Linked DNA regions of Mus musculus: region 2 is linked to region 1. Evidence: chromatin loops called from intact Hi-C (ENCODE). Cell type or tissue: left cerebral cortex. All regions are shown on one strand.

Region 1 (8,000 bases):
GAGACAGGGTTTCTCTGTATAATCCTGGCTGTCCTAGAACTCACTTTGTAGACCAGGCTGGCCTCCAACTCAGAAATCCGCCTGCCTCTGCCTCCCGAGTGTCGGGATTAAAGGCATGCACCACCACATAGAAGCAAATTCCAAACATTATTCCTTTCACATTTCAAATGACCTTGGGACATTTGGAAACCAAGCTGTTTATTAATTCTTGGGTAAATCAAGTTCTGAGATTATTTCAGTTACTTTCCAATCCTATTTCAGTTTGGTCCATTTTCTTGACAAGAAATCAGTAGTGGCACTTTCATCTATGATGTAGCTGAAATTCTGCTTCCACCACAAATACATGCTCATTTCTGGATGTGAACAAGTGCTAACAAACCAATATTTATATAGATGCTTTATAATAACATTTATTTATCGCTATAATATATATTATATTATATTATATTATATTATATTATTTATATAAATATAAATTTATATAATAAATATAATAACATTTATTTATTGCTATAATTCAAGCAATTAGTAGTCCAAACTAATCTAGCATATACCTGCACTTTATTTATAACCTGAAAATTTCCCTGAGATTAAAAAAAAAAAGGAAGGAAGGAAGAAAGCACTGTAATCCCTCGGACTCTTGGGAAGTTTCATTTAAAAATCTTTTATATCCCTGGCATAGTGGCATTAACTTATAATTCTAATACTCTGGAGGCTGAGGCAGAGGGATCAACAAATTCAGGACAGTCTGGGCTATACTTTGGGACACTCACAAAAAGTCTTTTATAAGATATTACAACAATGATGGTATTATCACAACTTTCAAAGCACTTATACAATTTTGCATGGACTTTTACTATTCACTATGGACTGAATAGGATGAAGACAGACTAATGAACAGTGTCAGATCACAGCTAGCCATAAGGCTTAAGCACCTGTAGGTGGTTATATTGGTAGGTATATACTGTACCTTCCTACTCTGAAAGCACTTAAAGGGAAAGAGAGTTGGGAATCAGGGACTGGGTGGTTGTTTTGATGGTGGTGCAAGACTTTAATCCCAGCACTTGGGAGGCAGAGGCAGGTGAATTTCTGAGTTCGAGGCCAGCCTGGTCTACAGAATGAGTTCCAGGACAGCCAGGGCTATACAAAATCCTGTCTCGAAAAAACCAAAACAAAACAAAACAAAAAAGACAGTGTCTCACTACCCAGGCCAGACTGGCCTTGAACTTGAGGCTCTCCTGCCTCGACCAATAGAGTAAGTAGTTGGGATTTCCAGGCATGCCTTTATTAGCTACTATGCTATGATATTCTGCTATCAAGAAAGTTGTTCCTTAAAAGTACAGGGTCTTGTCTAACAATCAGATTTTAGAGATGGAAACACACAAGGCAGTTCATTATTGCAGAGGCTTAGAAGAGAATGAAGTGTACAGGAAAAAAAGGTTTGATATTTACTTAAAGCAAAAGAAAAAAAAAAAATTCCCAAAGGCTGAGGATATATTTAGCTCAGTGGGAAAGCACTTGTCCAGGCCCCACTTCTTCGATCCCCAACACGAAGGGAAACCCTTTTCCAATAATTCCATGTCTCCTGCCTGACATTAAACACACAAGTTTGTACTTAAATGACTCTTTTTACCCCTGGCTGATAACAATCCTTCTTGACACCAATAGTTCCTATCTTTTCCAAACACCTAACTAACTACAAGCTCCACAATCTCCCAATTTCAACCTCTTTGGACACTAGTCTTCCCGCCCTCTCAGAGTCAGAGAATTACAAGTAAAGAGTGAACTCGACAAACTGGCTTAACAGAGCCAAATTTGGGATCCAAACGACCGAATAAGAAAAAAGGGGGTGGGGCATTACCTGCAATTCACACCAGGCGACTTCCACAGTGGTTTCGGTGTCCAGACCTTTGTAGACTGTCTTAAAGGAGCCTCTGCCGATTTCGATGTCAAATTTGAGAAAGCGACCGTCATTGGACATTCCCACTGCCTTGGTCTCCAGCTCTTCGATATCATCCTGTTGCTGGCTCCTATCCTCCTGCGCCTCTTTGGCGCTGGCGCCACCACTGCCACTTCCACTTCTGGACGGCGGTGGCTCCTCTTTGCTCCCCACGAGGCTGGGCTGGGACACCGGGCGGTCTTTGCTGGTACTGCTGGGGACGGTCGTGGTGGCCGAGCCTACAACGGCTTGTTCCCCAGGGGAGGCAGCAGCCGAGGGTTGCTGAGACACCTGGGAAGCAACGGTGGCGGTCAAAGTTTCCTCTCTGTGAGGTTCGGGTGGAGCACTCTGGGGCACCACTGCAGGTACACTAGGTTGCGGGATAGAGAGAGGGAGGCCCGGCAGCTCCAACGCGGTGGCATTGGAGTCGCAGATGACGCTTCGGCGGAAGAATCGGTGCTCCGTGGGGGTGGTGGTGGCGGCCGCCCCACGACTGTCCTTGTCCATAGTGTGCCGGCGGCGCCGATATTCCTCCGTCCTGCCAACTCCCGAGTCGGCGACCGTAGCCCCCAGTTTCTCGCCCACGGAAGAATCGGAGCTTGAGCCATTCTTGGGGACGGGCGCCGGAGGCGTAAGGAAGCCCGGAGTGCCGCTTTGCTTCTCGGCGGCACCGTCAGACATGGTCGGTCCGATGGAGTGAAGAATGCGGGCTCGGATTTATGAATGAAAAGGGAAAAGGGTGACCCGGAGAAGCCACCAAGAAGTGCTGGGCAGCGCTCCTACGGCGGGCTCCGAACCACCGGACGACTCCCACTCAGCACTGACAAGGCGCCCCGAGGGCGACGCGGGACACTGAGTCCGGCTGCTGCGGCGGCTGCTGCTGCTGGCACCGAAGCTGCTGCGGCTCACGGGGCGGGCTCGTCGGCGGGCTAGGAGGGAGCGGAGCCACGGGGGTTAGCGCCGCACAGTCCGCATCCATCCTGCAGCGAGCGGAGGCCGGTAGGGCTGGGGCAGCAGAAGCGCCGCAGTCATGAGGAGCAGGGCGCGGAATTGGCTCCTGGGCGAGAGGATGCGACCCAAGTGAAGACGGCTAAGCTCCCTCCGCTGCCGCTGCCGCCGTCGCCGCCCGCCCGCCGAGCACGGCGGGATAGGCCCTGAGGGCGGAGGCACAGCGCGCGAGGGACGAGCCCCGACGCCGGGCGGTGGCAGCCCGGGGCACAGGAGTGGGAGGGGCCGCGCAGGGGAAGGAGGGCCGCGGCCCGGGTTCCCGGTCGCTCGCTCGCTCGCTCGCTCGCTCGGCCGCCGCCTCAGGCAGCACGCGCCCCGGAGAGGGGACCAGTCTCAGAGGGCGCCCATCACTAGATGCTGAGGGCCGAAGCCTCGAAGCCTCGAAGCCTGAGGAGCGGCCCCCCCCGTCCCCGAGGCCTCCCCGCCCGCCCCGGGCCTGGCGAACCTCTTCCCCTCTCTGGCCGGCGCCGGGGGCAGAGGAGGGAGGGAACTGTGGGGAGGGGAGGGCCGCTCACCGCGGGGCCCGGGCTCCGCTACTTCTCTGGCCAGGAGGAGAGGAGACCGAAAGAACTGGGAGGAGGGGGAGAGGGAGAGAAAAAGAGCAGTCACCCCACTAGGCGCCTTCTGTCAGCGAAGAAGGGAGTACGGAATAGCCGAGCAGAAGGAGCGCGTCCGCCCGGGAAAACTCTCCGCTTTAAATGGCGCCGATGTCTGAAGCCTCCACACAGCCCGCTTGGACCCCGCCCCCCGCCGCCCGGGGCGGCCCCGCCCACATCGCGCTCGGGGGGCTCTCGCGCAGGCGTGCCGAGCTCGAGGCACGATGGGATTTGTAGTTTCGCGGTGAAAACCGTGAAAGGAACCCGGGAGGAACGCGCCTACTACTTCCGTGATGCCCTGCGATTGCTCTAGCCTGGTGCCTCCTGGGAATTGTAGTTCCTTTTTTTGAAAACCGCCCCATCTGAAAGCCTGATGGGAGCGTCATCGTGGGTCGCTCAATTCCGTTCCAAACTCAGTGCTCGCTATCAAAATCATTATTTAGGAATCAATTGCAAAAGAAGAGAAGAAAGGAGAAGAAAAGAAAGGAGAGAATGAGAGACTTCCGTCATGTTCTGCTTAGATAGCTCGTAGAGCTGCCATGCAATGAAAAATGATGTTGTTCGTCTTTAATGGAGAGCCTCCTTAGTGTTGTGACTAGGGGTGTGGGAGTGGAGAAGGAGGTAAAGCTGAATAACCTGAGCCTGAATTCGAAGACTCCCAGAAAACTTTGTGAAGAGTGCACATACCATCACTGTTGATTAGATGGGTGAGGGTAAACAAAATATATTCCATCCTTCTCTTCTTCACAACAACTAAAGCCGCATGCTCATCTCCAGTTTCCAAACAAGTACTTTGGCTGCAAAGATGGGCTGCCTACTAAATAAAACCCAGGATCAGAGCGAACCTCTTTGCTTTGCCGGAAACTTAACGGGAACGGGAGGTGTAGGGGGCGGGGAGAGGCGGGTGACAAGCATGGGAGGAGGTCGAGTTCGAAGATATTCTACATCTTTAATCTTTGATTACAAACTTGAGAGGACATAGTTGACTTTTGCCTCTATATTTGAGTAAAAATTATTTTCCTTTTGTTTTCTTATACCCTGCCTCGGTGGCTCAGTAAAACATCCCCTTTCTGTACTACACTTGCATATGTACACATATGTAATTTATACCAAGGCGCGGATCTCCGGAAACCTAGATCCGTGCAGTTTACAGTAATGGAATTCTTCTCTTCAAAATATCTTTAGTGCTTCCTGGACCACCTTTGCTACTACGTAAGATTATAGTTGTGATGAGCACCAGGGGGCACCAGACAGAGTAGGAAACCAAATTTATGAGCCAGATGGCAGTTACAAGTCTTAACCCAACCGGTGAGAGCGGGAAGCGCTTAAACGTACGCAACCGCACCCGAGCGTGAATACGCTGCAGTCGCAGCCCAGGACTGGAGCGAGCTCTGAAGCGCGTTTTCCTTGTCCAAGACTATATGAGAGGATCTCTGAGTGATTTGGAAGCGGCTAAACGGAAGATTCCTTGACTCAGTGTATCTAGATAAACTTCGCATAGAGAAGTCTTGCTATACAATTAATATTAACTTATCAGAAACGTTTAAAAAGAAGTCAGCACGTTTCCTTTTTTTTTTTCTTGCCGAAATCTACCATGTAAGTTTTAGTGTTTGTTTGAACCCTATGGCTGTTAGATTTAATAAAGAAGGCAGGTTGTGAACAGTTTGAAATACAAGTGCAGAAGGGGCAGGAAGAATACTGAAATATTAGTGCTCTACTGTTTTAGAAAATCATTAGTTCACTTTATTAATGGTAAGTCTGTTTTAGTACATTTAATTAGTGGTTTATCTCCAGTGATAAATCTAATGTCAGCAAATGAAGAAGTAACTATGAAGTGCATTTTTCTTGTACTTCTTAAGACTGTTGATTATAATTTTCTCAAAGTTGCTTTACCAGAGAAAACTTTGTTTATAACACAAAGAAACTTAATTATACAGTGGTGGGTTTTTAAAAGACCAGTAAATCACAGTTTTTTTTTTATTTATTGTATGTTTGTTTCTATAAAAAGAAATTAGGATATTTCTGTCCAGGTGGTTCTGAAACAATTTTATCGTTGTTGCTTATTCTTATTTACTAAACCCTGCAACTTTGGTCACATGACAATGGGCACAACTTCCTTAATATATATAATATAGCCATGACCTGTCAACACATCATTTCAAGCAAGAATACCTAGTCATTATAAATAACCTACTAATCATTGACTTTAAAAACCACACTTATCCACATGACAACTTTTCCTACTTAGCTTTACTAGGAAAACAGATACAATGGTGAGTATCGTCGCTGTGTGGGACGGTTAGACTTAAAGGTTGAACTATAGTATGGAGATTTACTACGCTCACATGTTCATCTCTCTTTATAATGATTAAATCCGTACTAAGTTCCCTGTTATTCTTGACTATAATTCCAGATCATACTTTCCCTTTCTCTGGAGTTTGTTTTCAAGTTCTCTCCCGTCCACACAAACCAGCAAGAGACTAAATAGAAGTGTGTGGAACGGACAGCCAGGGTTATACAGAGAAACCCTGTCTTAAAAAAGCCAAGAAAGAAAGAAAGAAAGAAAGAAAGAAAGAAAGAAAGAAAGAAAGGAAGAAAGAAGTGTGTGGAAGAGCTTAGTATACACAAATGCACTCAGAATGAACATCTGAAGCACTGGCATTTGGGTGACCAAGAATGCAAATCTGTTTTTCTTCTTCAGTGTGTTGATTCATGCTTCTCTCTTCCCATTGATAACTTACAGGCAATAAAAGTCGGCAACAGCTTTAAGGTAGACAGTGGCTGAAATGAACTGAACACATACTTGATCTAGAGTATGGTACAGTTCCCGGTAGCTTCCTGGATGTGGCTTATGGAGGGCCTCTTTCCCTTTTTTTTTTTTTTTTTCTTTTTTCTTTTTTTTCCCTCCTTTTCCATGTTCCTTTGACTTGCGTGTGAATGAGTTTTGTTTCATTCCTGTCATTCCCAACTGTGCTTGGCCTTCTTTTAAGCTCTCGCTTGTGTTTACTGTTTTACAAAAGCTCACTATGTACAGGTTGAATGCTGGATAGTATGGATCTCAACTTCAAGTATGAATGTCAGTCAAGAAACCCCTCTGACTTCTTTATCTAGAAATAATCTCCTCTTCCCTCAAATTTCATTATCCCTTATTTTCACCTCTGTGTCATAGATCACCTTCTAAAATGATTTGGTTTTATTTATGATTCCTTGACTCAGTGTATCTAGATAAACTTCACATAGAGAAGTCTTGCTATACAATTAATATTAACTTGTCAGAAACGTTTAAAAAGAGGTCAGCACGTTTCCTTTTTTTTTTTTCAGTCTTCACTCACTTTGTTCTGTAAAATAATGTCTACCATTGATCAGACAGTTACTTATATGTCAAGATCTTTACACAAACAGGCCTATCTGAACTTCGTAACTACTTCACAGGAAGTAAGCTTTTTAATCTTCACTTTATAAGCAAAACCCTAAGGAGTAAACAGATTAATGTGGAGAGATGGCTCAGAGGTTAAGAGCATTGATTGCTCTTCCAATGGACCCTAGTTTGATTCCCAGCACTCGCATGGTGGCTCACAACTGTCTGTAACTCCAGCTCCAGGGCCCCCAATGCCCTCTTCTGACATCTATGAGCACCGAAGACCCTCTTTAATTAATTAGTGGATCAATTAATCAATGAAACAACAAGGCTGTTGAGTAGTTGTTCATAGACCATGCCAATTTCAGAAGCTTTTTCTGACCCACACATCGCATTAGGATAGCTAAGACTGTAGAGCATTTAGGAAGAAAACCAAGCTGATCATTACTAAAACAAAACTCTACCAATACTAACACTGGCAACATTAGGATTATCCAAAGCCACTGCTTCACATGCCCAAGTACACTAAGCTGATTTAACTTCTGTAGAAGAGGAGGTTACACTTCTCAGAGAACTAAATTATGGATTGGGAATGCAGCTCAGTGGCCGAACGCATGCTGCCGTGCGTATGGCCTTCTTGTGTCAGATCCCTAGTACGGCAAACACACACACATGCAGATTAAATAAACAAATTAAATAACTCTTTGATTGACCTCTGGTGTTCTGTGTGTTCAGAAAGAGAAAAAAAAAAGCAGGTGTAATATACCTTTGGTTATTGTGAAATTTAAGAAGCTAATGTGATATACAGGATGGTGCATGGTCTACAGAGGAACCTCCACCCGACTAGGAGTGGGAATTTCCCTTTTTGCAACTAAGCTGAGTTAACAGACAAAGCCATGAGGAGAGATGAATGAATGACAGCTGAGAGATATTAGTCAAATTCCACAGGGTTAAGTTATTATGAATCAGAGGTGTCAAGTCCACTCCCAAGGCTCCTAAGAGCAGCTTCTAGTCTTGCAGGAGTATCTAGTTAGGAGGACAAATGAGAAGCAGCTTAGAGGAAGGAGGAAAGGGGAAGTGGTTACTCCTTGCAGAGGGT
Region 2 (8,000 bases), 150 kb after region 1:
CCTCAGCTACTGAAAGGCCACATGAGACAGTCTCCAAAAAAAAAAAAAAAAGCGCAGCTCTAGGACTGGGCTGGGGATGGAGCTCAGTTCAGAGGGTGGGAGGGGTTGCTTCCTCCTAAGAACAAGTTTCGTTTTTTTTTGTTGTTGTTGTTGTTGTTTTTGTTTTGGCTTTTCGAGACAGGGTTTCTCTGTATAGCCCTGGCTGTCCTGGAACTCACTTTGTAGACCAGGCTGGCCTAGGACTCAGAAATCCGCCCGCCTCTGCCTCCCAAGTGCTGGGATTAAAGGCATGCGCCACGCCCGGTTTACGCACAAATTTTTATCTTGGTCCCCACGACTGGAGAAAGACAGAGAATCTGCCAGTTTGCCAGGGCCTGATGCTGGGCTGTTTCCGGTACGATCCCTTGACCTTAGTTAAGAAGCTATTTTAGCTATTTTGTTGGGGGGTTTGCTCAATCCAGAGTAGGCCTACACTGACTTCTGGTGAGAAGGAAATCTTTCAGAGGAAGGTCCTTCCAGACATCAAAAGCAGAGAAGCAGCAAGGCTTTGTGGGGGCTCCAAGGTCACCCAGCAGAGATAGGGAGAGCCCCCTCCAGTCAGACCTCCCTGGCTCCACAGAGAACTCTGCCATTGCTGGCTTGCTCGCTCCCCCTCGGTTTCCTTCAGCTTTGTCTGCTATCAGAGGCACTGCTGAGTGCAGGCTGGGCTCAGTGACTGTGTCCTCCCATCTCACAGCGGCACTGGAAGCCTGAGAACTGAAGAGAGAGCGGTGCACCCGCCATGTGAGGTCTCCAGCTGCACCAGCTGGGCGAGGAAGGAATGAGGGCTGGGTGAGAGCAAAGCACCTGGGCTGGGTCAGGGTCCCAGGTGGGCACAGTCCTGCTGACTCATGCTGGCAAGTCAGTCAAAGGGGGCCCCTCAGGACTGTCGTCACCCCAGCACTGGGGACTCTGTGCTCCCTGAATCCTCTCTTGTTTATTCCCTCTATAGTCTATTTCATCTATGGCCAGTACCAAGGATACTGCAGTACAGCAAGCAAGATGCTCCATTGAAGGGGGTCTGGCACACAACTCCTCTTCCGTCTGCTAGGCCCTTTCTGAATGAATGCAGAGTTCATTCACTTGTTCATTAGCCCTGTCAGGTGAGGTGCTGCAGCACCGAGGGAGACAAAGTCCACAGTCCCCGCAGCAGCCGTTGGGGTGGCATGAAGGGTCATTTTATCTCCTGGCTTCCCCACTTTAGACACTTTATTCCCTGCTAACCCTTGCCGTTTTAGGAGATTAGGAGGGCAGGACTGTACGGCAGGCAGGGATCTTCACTGCATCCTAGATGTCTGCGTCTGATAGAAGGAGCTGGAGATGTGGTTTGTTGAACTGGACTGAATAGGCGGGCATCTTGGCAGGCTCTCTCCGGGCTGGATGGGGTGGAAAATTCAGCACCTTCCCCTTTTCCCATCTAGCTGACAGATACCATGGCCTGCTGGGGGTCTTCTCACCTGGACTACAGCCAGAAACTGTCAGTACTTCTTGTTCTAATTGCATTACATTCCAAACAAGAACTCTCGCCTTTTGAAATGTATGCTCTAGTGGGGAGGCCACACTCACTCTCATCGTGGTGTGCAATGTTGACTTTCAACTTCAGAACTAACTTCTGGGTTTGTTTGTCATTGTTTGGAGACAAAGGCATCTCTCTCTCTCTCTCTCTGTTTCTTTTCTTCCTTCTTTCTTTGTTTATTTTTTATTCTACATTTAGACTTCTCTCTGGATTCAGGTTCTCCATTACAGCTTGGAGAAATCCCGTGGCTCAGATGTACTGAAGTGGCAGAGCCCTTCAGCACCCATGACGCCTCAGCTCTGGTGTGGCCGAGGATGAAAAGAAAGGGGCCTCGGGCTCTCGGAGACAAGGCAATGGTGTGCCTATAATGGGTATAGGGGAGAGATGCTGCCACCCATCCTGGCTGCCAGGATAAAATGAAATCTGGGCTTCGTTTCATTGGTTTTCCTGTGGGAAAACCTAGAAATACTACATTAAAATTCTTTAGACTGGTCCTTTGAGGGTCTGTTTGGTTCTTTTTTGAGGCAAGATCTCTCACTCTTGAAGCCCAGGTTGAACTGGAACATCCTACGTAGCCCAGGCTAGCCTTAAACAAGCCTCTTACCCCAGCTTCCTAAGTACTGGGTTTGAAGGTGTGAGCCATAATTCTGGGTGGGCCTTTTGAGGTTTGTGAAAGCTGGGTGTAGTGGCTTAGCGACCCAGGTCCCAGATCCCAGGAACTCTAATACTTAAAAGCTGGGTGGTCCTGGCAACCTCACTGAACTGTTCTGACCCTTGGTTTCCGGGGAGCAGAGGGGGGGGGGAGGTGCTATTAAATGAATTAAAAGGCAAAATCAACATGAAACTGGCCAGCAGAGGCGCGCAGAAAGAGACTTCCAGGGCAGCCATGGATAGGGCAGTGGTCCTCATGCCCGGGCATCTCTCCTGATTGTCTGATTCAGTCAGAGAACCTGCCTACCCATCCCCCGCCCCTGTTGGGGATCCAGCCTACGAGTGAAAGGGAAGTGGTCTGTCACCAAGCCACGCCTCTGACCCAGCACCTTCGTTACTGTGTGCTCCCCGCTGCTTCTGCTTCCACATCAAATCCACACGCGTTGAGAACCATATTCAAAAAAAGAGCGCCGGCCTAAGGACTTCCATATGGGCACACAGCCCTTCAGATCTGACCTTTGGGCAGCCAATTTCTTGGAACTTCGGTTCCTTCACTTACAAATTTGGGACTAGTTCCATTTTCAGAGCTGTGCTCGGCAGGCAGCATTGTCTTTGTTGCTCTTTCCGTGTTAACTCTTTTACTTGGCTCTTAAAAGTAGGATCCACGGGGCAGCGGGGCAGCGGAGGTGGGCTGGGTGGACCTGGAGAATATTTGCTTTGGGGGAAACTCTAGAGCCAAAGTGGACTCTAGAGCTAAGTGCCAAATGGGGCTGAAAACCTCCAAGCAAAGTTCTGACCCAGAAAGTGCTCTGGTCTTGGGTGAGCACTGGGGGGTGGGGGGGTGGGGGGAACAGATAGATCCTTGGGCAGTTTGTGTGTGGTAAATCCACGGTTAACTGCACTCTGAGTAGTCTTTCCTAAAGGCCACTGGCCAAGTTCTGTTTGCAGGGGAGATGGGCGAGCTCTCCGCAAAGAGTAAGCAGGCCCCGCCGCGCTCTCCCACGCAGGTCCTCCCTTGCAGCCTCTCTGCACATTCTGCCTCCTCTAGTGGAGGACCAACCCTATTGTCGCCTGTAATTCTCACTTGGGTTTCCGAAGACTCAGATTCCTGCCGGGGAGGGGCTGAGCTAACCTGAGCCTCTCTAAGCAGTTTCCTGGCCTCCCCTGCGGGACAACCGCAGTCCCGCAGCCCTTCCCCCCAGCCCCCCCGAAGGCCACGCCCCTCATCTTTAATGTTGCACGGTCCAGGCCCAGTCCTGGGGCCTTGGGCAAGAGCTGGAGCCTCCCAGGGAGGTTGAATCCAAGGCTGGAGGAGCTTTCAGGGACAGTCAGGGATTATCACCAGAATAACACGCAAAAGACACCCCGCCCTACCGCGGATTAGAGGCTGTTGATTTTTAAGGGCAAGACGGCTGCTCTTGGCATGGAAGGCCAAGGGCGGCACAGTGGCGGCATGGGGCCTGCCCCAAACAGAGAGCCGCAGGAGTCTGCCCTTTTGTGGGTTTTGGCCTGAAGACAGTGACAGCACCGGGCCTGTCAGCCCTATGTGAGGATTACAGTCCAGGAGAGAAAAAGACAGTCCTTAGGGGTGGAGCAGGTTTTCCAACAGATGTCCCAAGCCACTCCCCTGTCCCGGAAGTGATGCCACACCCTAAAGCTCTTTTCTTTAATAAATTTGTGGGAAAGCAGTGTGTATTTGAGACACTTAAGTTTCTTCTCCAGCATCCTAGCACCAAACACTAGCAAGGGACTGAGCTCGGGGACTGTGCAACCCAAGAATATGCAAGAGAGGATCTTAAAGGTGGAGACAGCTTAAGTTCAAGACCAGCTGGGCTATGCAGTGAGACCGTGTCCAAAGGGGCAGGGAAGACAGCAGAAGAGGGAGCCATATAGAGGCCTAAAGAAGGCCAAAGGCCAACACAGACAGGGGAACAGAGCCTGTACCAAGGGAAGGGGTCTAGCAGAAAGAGGACACTTCCTCCAGGGGCATAGAGCAGACAGGCCTCCAGAACAGGCAAGAAGGGTGGAGTATGTTTAGGGAACTGTGACTAATGTGTACCATTGCTTCTCAGCATCCTGCTCCGGGCACAGGCAGAGCCTTCAAAAACGGTTAGCTGTTAGTCCGCCCCATGGGGAAGGGTGGGGAGAAGAGTAGGAGACAGGCTGGAGAGATGAGCAGCCCAGAAGGCAGAAGTCTGCAGGCCAAGAGCAGGAGCAGGGACCCTGGATACACAGTGTCATCACGCTTGGGCGAATATTTCCTTTTCTTGGGAGATTGGTGTGGTATGGCATGCCTTGGGTGTGGACAGAGGCTGTCCAAGGAGTGGAGAGGCATTACAAGTCTCTGGGGCTTGTGGAAAAGCTAAGTGGTGCCTACACCAAAAGTTGGGCTGGGACAGGCCCTGAGTCAGAAGAGATTATTTAAAATGCCTGTAGGGCCACATATGGGCGGATAATCCTGAGTTGGGGGTTTGTCTGCTTGTCTTCCATAAGTTCAATATTTCTCAAGGGCCTGCTTCCCATCCTTCCGCCCTCCACTTGGATGCTGATGATCAAACCCCATGGCCTCATGAATACTACAAGACAAGCATTCTACAAGGGAGCTTAAGCCCCAGCTATGCACAGCAAACAGGACAGATGTTCCCTTCTCACAGCAGAAGTAGCCAAGGTCGACCAGTTCTCCCAGATGCTTCTGTTAAATGTTTTAACATTTTCAATCCAAGGCAAACCTCTGTCTTCTTTGCCCACAGCAGTGCAGGGGTTGGGGACACATAGGCCTGGAAGACTCAGGCAAGTCTGGAGCAAGCTTCCCTGGGACTAAGGGCTAGACTTCCATTGAGCAGTGTGCCCTGACCAGACTATAGGATTACTTCCCTTCATCTGACTACCACCATGTAGTTCATCTTTAGGGTTCTTTGTTTTGTTTCTTTCCCAGGTTGTCCTTGCTTTTTTCCTGTCTCAGTCTCCTGAGTGCTGAGATTACAGACGTGCCATCCTGCATTGTTCATATGTTTGTCATTAGACCCTAAGCATGTTTTAGCTTCTGGAACATTGTAGGGGAGGGGTTAAGATGCTGACTCCAGTACAAAGGGAAGGGCACTCTACTGTGTGGTTTTCGGTGAGTTCCTTGAACTCTTTGCATTCTGCTCACTACATGGTGATGCTCTCATCTTTGCAGGGCTGAGTGAGGACTAAGCTGACTCATGTCCTGTATTTAACGCTGTGCCAGATATGTCCTCCATAACTATGAGCTACATGGTTCTAGGGTGTTGGAGCTACACAGCCACACAGTATATTGGGCCTACATGGGCTCCAGCGTATGTGCAACACAGTGGGGCAGGCCCATCACCTTCCCAAGCTGGACTCTGATAGGACAGCAGAACATCCCAACACCTACTTCAAACCCATGAGTAGAATAATTTTCCTGGGGTTACGGTTTAAACAAGCATTCTAGGATGGACCCACCCTTTCCTGGGGTAGGAAATCAGCCTCTGGAAGCCGGGGACTCATCGCCAACTTTCCAGGTGCTCTTAGAATCTCTAGGTGGCTTACTACTCCGAGGCCAACTGACAGGTCATCATTTGACCTACTCTCTGTGTAGCCGGGGTTTGAGCTGACACACAGAAGGACTGCCTGCATGGCTTTTCTCAAAACTGACAGGAGTGACTCATCCAAAGGTCACCAGTGCCTGGGGCTGCATGGGGCAAAGTGATTCACTGTCTCTAGCCTGGCCTGGCCCCACAGCTGCCTGGCCTTAATTCCTCTCAGCGGATAGTCTCAAGCCTGAGACTCTCCACCCAGAGGAGGGAGCCTCCTCCTTCTTTGATGGCTCTGCTAAAAAGAACTCAGCTCTGTACTTGCACAGACAAGGACAGGGTTGGGAGAGCTGGCCTGCTCACACACCAGCTTGATGGATCGGAGAAGGGACCAGGTCTCTACCTTCAGCTGGGTTCTGGGTCTTTTGTAGCCTCTTGGTAGAACAATTTTATCCAACTTCCATCACACACACACACACACACACACACACACACACACACACACACACCATGAGACAGCATCCATGTAATCTCATTTCTAAGAAAAAGCAGGATGAGATGGTGGACATCAAGGTCCCTGGTAACTAGAATGTCAATAGACAATGTGACAATGTGTTTACTTTTCTGTTAGAGCCAGTCCCTTCCTGTTTGCCTGAATTGAGTAAAGAAGCAAAAATACACAACGACAAAGATGAAGGGCTGAATTAAGAAGCTCACTTGAAGGGATAGGATTCCCAGGCTTGGGGTTGGGTGGGGCCTGGCAAGAGGGCTAAAGGGATTGCAAACTGGAATGGGGGAGGTGAGGCAAGAGCGGGGTTGGGGGGTGGGAATTAGGTCTTTGATGTGCTCACCCCCTACCTACCCACCTCAATCACAAACCCCACATACTTTAGTCCTGAAGGTACTCTGGGTCCCGGAATGGACCTCTAGGATTCCCTCAGCATAACCCTGCCCCTCGACTCACACCTACTACTGCTGCCTTCAGGTTCCCAGGCATCCCTGGCTGGCAGGATTCTCTGGGGCTGTTATATCTTGAACAGGGTCTCCTGGACCCTGGCCTCGGACTCTGTCCCTCTGTTACTAAGTGAGCGTATAGAATGAAGGAGAGCAGGTCCTGAGCAAGACTGAGAGATGACCATTGTGAGACAGATCTCACAATCTTGGATTCTGCCTTAACTTCCAGGGAAGAAGACTCACTCCGCCTCCCCACAGCCCATCTCCTCCAGAGGCCTGGTTTTTCTTCACGTTGTATAGATATGAAACTGAGCACCCATGCTCTGGGGAGAACTGAACCCCCATGCTCTGGGGAGAACTGAACCCCAAAGCCAGGAACCCAAGATCATGAACCGCCGCCTCCCTAGCAGGGTTTGAGCTGGGCGGGAACTTCCAGCCTTCTGGTCCAAGCTCTGCAGACGGGCCCTGGATGCTGTCCCTCGGCCCACGGGAGAGGCCAAGGCAAGTAGGAGCCAGGGATTCTGACTCCATGAAAGAATGACTCATGCTGAATGGCTCTGCTCCCTGATCCAGCCCACATTCCCGGGCCTTTGTTCTGACCCGCCGGGGCTCCGGCCTTAAAGGGCCAGATCTCCCAAGGCACCACCCTGTTGCAACCCCATGACCCTCGCTTAGCCAGATCCCTGATGGAGTTTCTAGTGGGCTAGGGAGAAGAATGCTATACTGCAGGATTTAGGGCAGTAAGTGGTTCTCAACCTGTGGGTCGAGACCCCTGTATTAGAAACCATACATTTACATTATGATTCAAAAATTGCAGTTATAAGTAGCAATGAAAATAATTTTATGGTTGGGGGTCACCACAACATGAGGAACTTGTATTAAAAGGCCAAAGCATTAGGAAGGCTGAGAAACACTGGTTTAGGACAGCGGATTCCATTCTCAGACCCAGCAGGTCGGGGGAGAGGGGCGGGGGGGGGGGGGAGAGGCGGGGGTTGGGGAGATAGAGACGGTAGGGTGTAGGGAATCTTTTCCTCACTTGCCAAGAACCGAAGAGATCAAAGCAATTTCCTCCAGAGTCTCACAGCCCCTCCCTCTGAGCACACCTTCCTCCCAGGCTGCAGGTCTGCTGCTGTTCCCACCTGGGGATCCCTCCATCATCTCCCTCAGATCCAGCTTCCTGTTCCTTCGTTTTGGTTTGCTATCTTTCTGTTTGGCCCAGGATGGCCTTAAACTCAAAAGCCTCCTGCCTCTGCCTCCCATATGTTGACATTATGGGCAATACCACCAGGTTCAGTACCACTGGC

What was found. Hi-C counts contacts between places; a loop is a spot of excess contacts. Peaks named below come from ENCODE experiments on the same cell type or tissue, not always from the same donor. Only the 100,000 strongest peaks of a DNase experiment are listed, where the experiment ranks them.
Region 2: a loop joins it to region 1, with 7 times the contacts of the local background. A loop is called at or near these places in 33 of 42 quality-filtered maps.

The regions. Positions count from the first base shown.
Region 1 is chr6:120,035,013-120,043,012 of GRCm38, forward strand. It overlaps Wnk1 (WNK lysine deficient protein kinase 1), which reads right to left and starts at 3,643. Exons shown (of 28, transcript NM_001199084.1): 1 at 1,862-3,643. The coding sequence starts at 2,620. In left cerebral cortex, CTCF peaks have their summits at 2,143 and 4,797 (motif pointing right); DNase peaks (open chromatin) are centred at 2,137, 2,438, 3,144, 3,769 and 1 more place; H3K4me3 peaks cover 5,055 bases; H3K27ac peaks cover 3,044 bases.
Region 2 is chr6:120,185,202-120,193,201 of GRCm38, forward strand. The region is part of intron 1 of Ninj2 (ninjurin 2); the gene reads left to right. Among named protein-coding and RNA genes, the nearest start is that of Gm25327, 45 kb to the left of the region's middle. In left cerebral cortex, CTCF peaks have their summits at 3,250 and 4,112 (motif pointing right); DNase peaks (open chromatin) are centred at 2,652, 3,283, 5,406 and 7,228.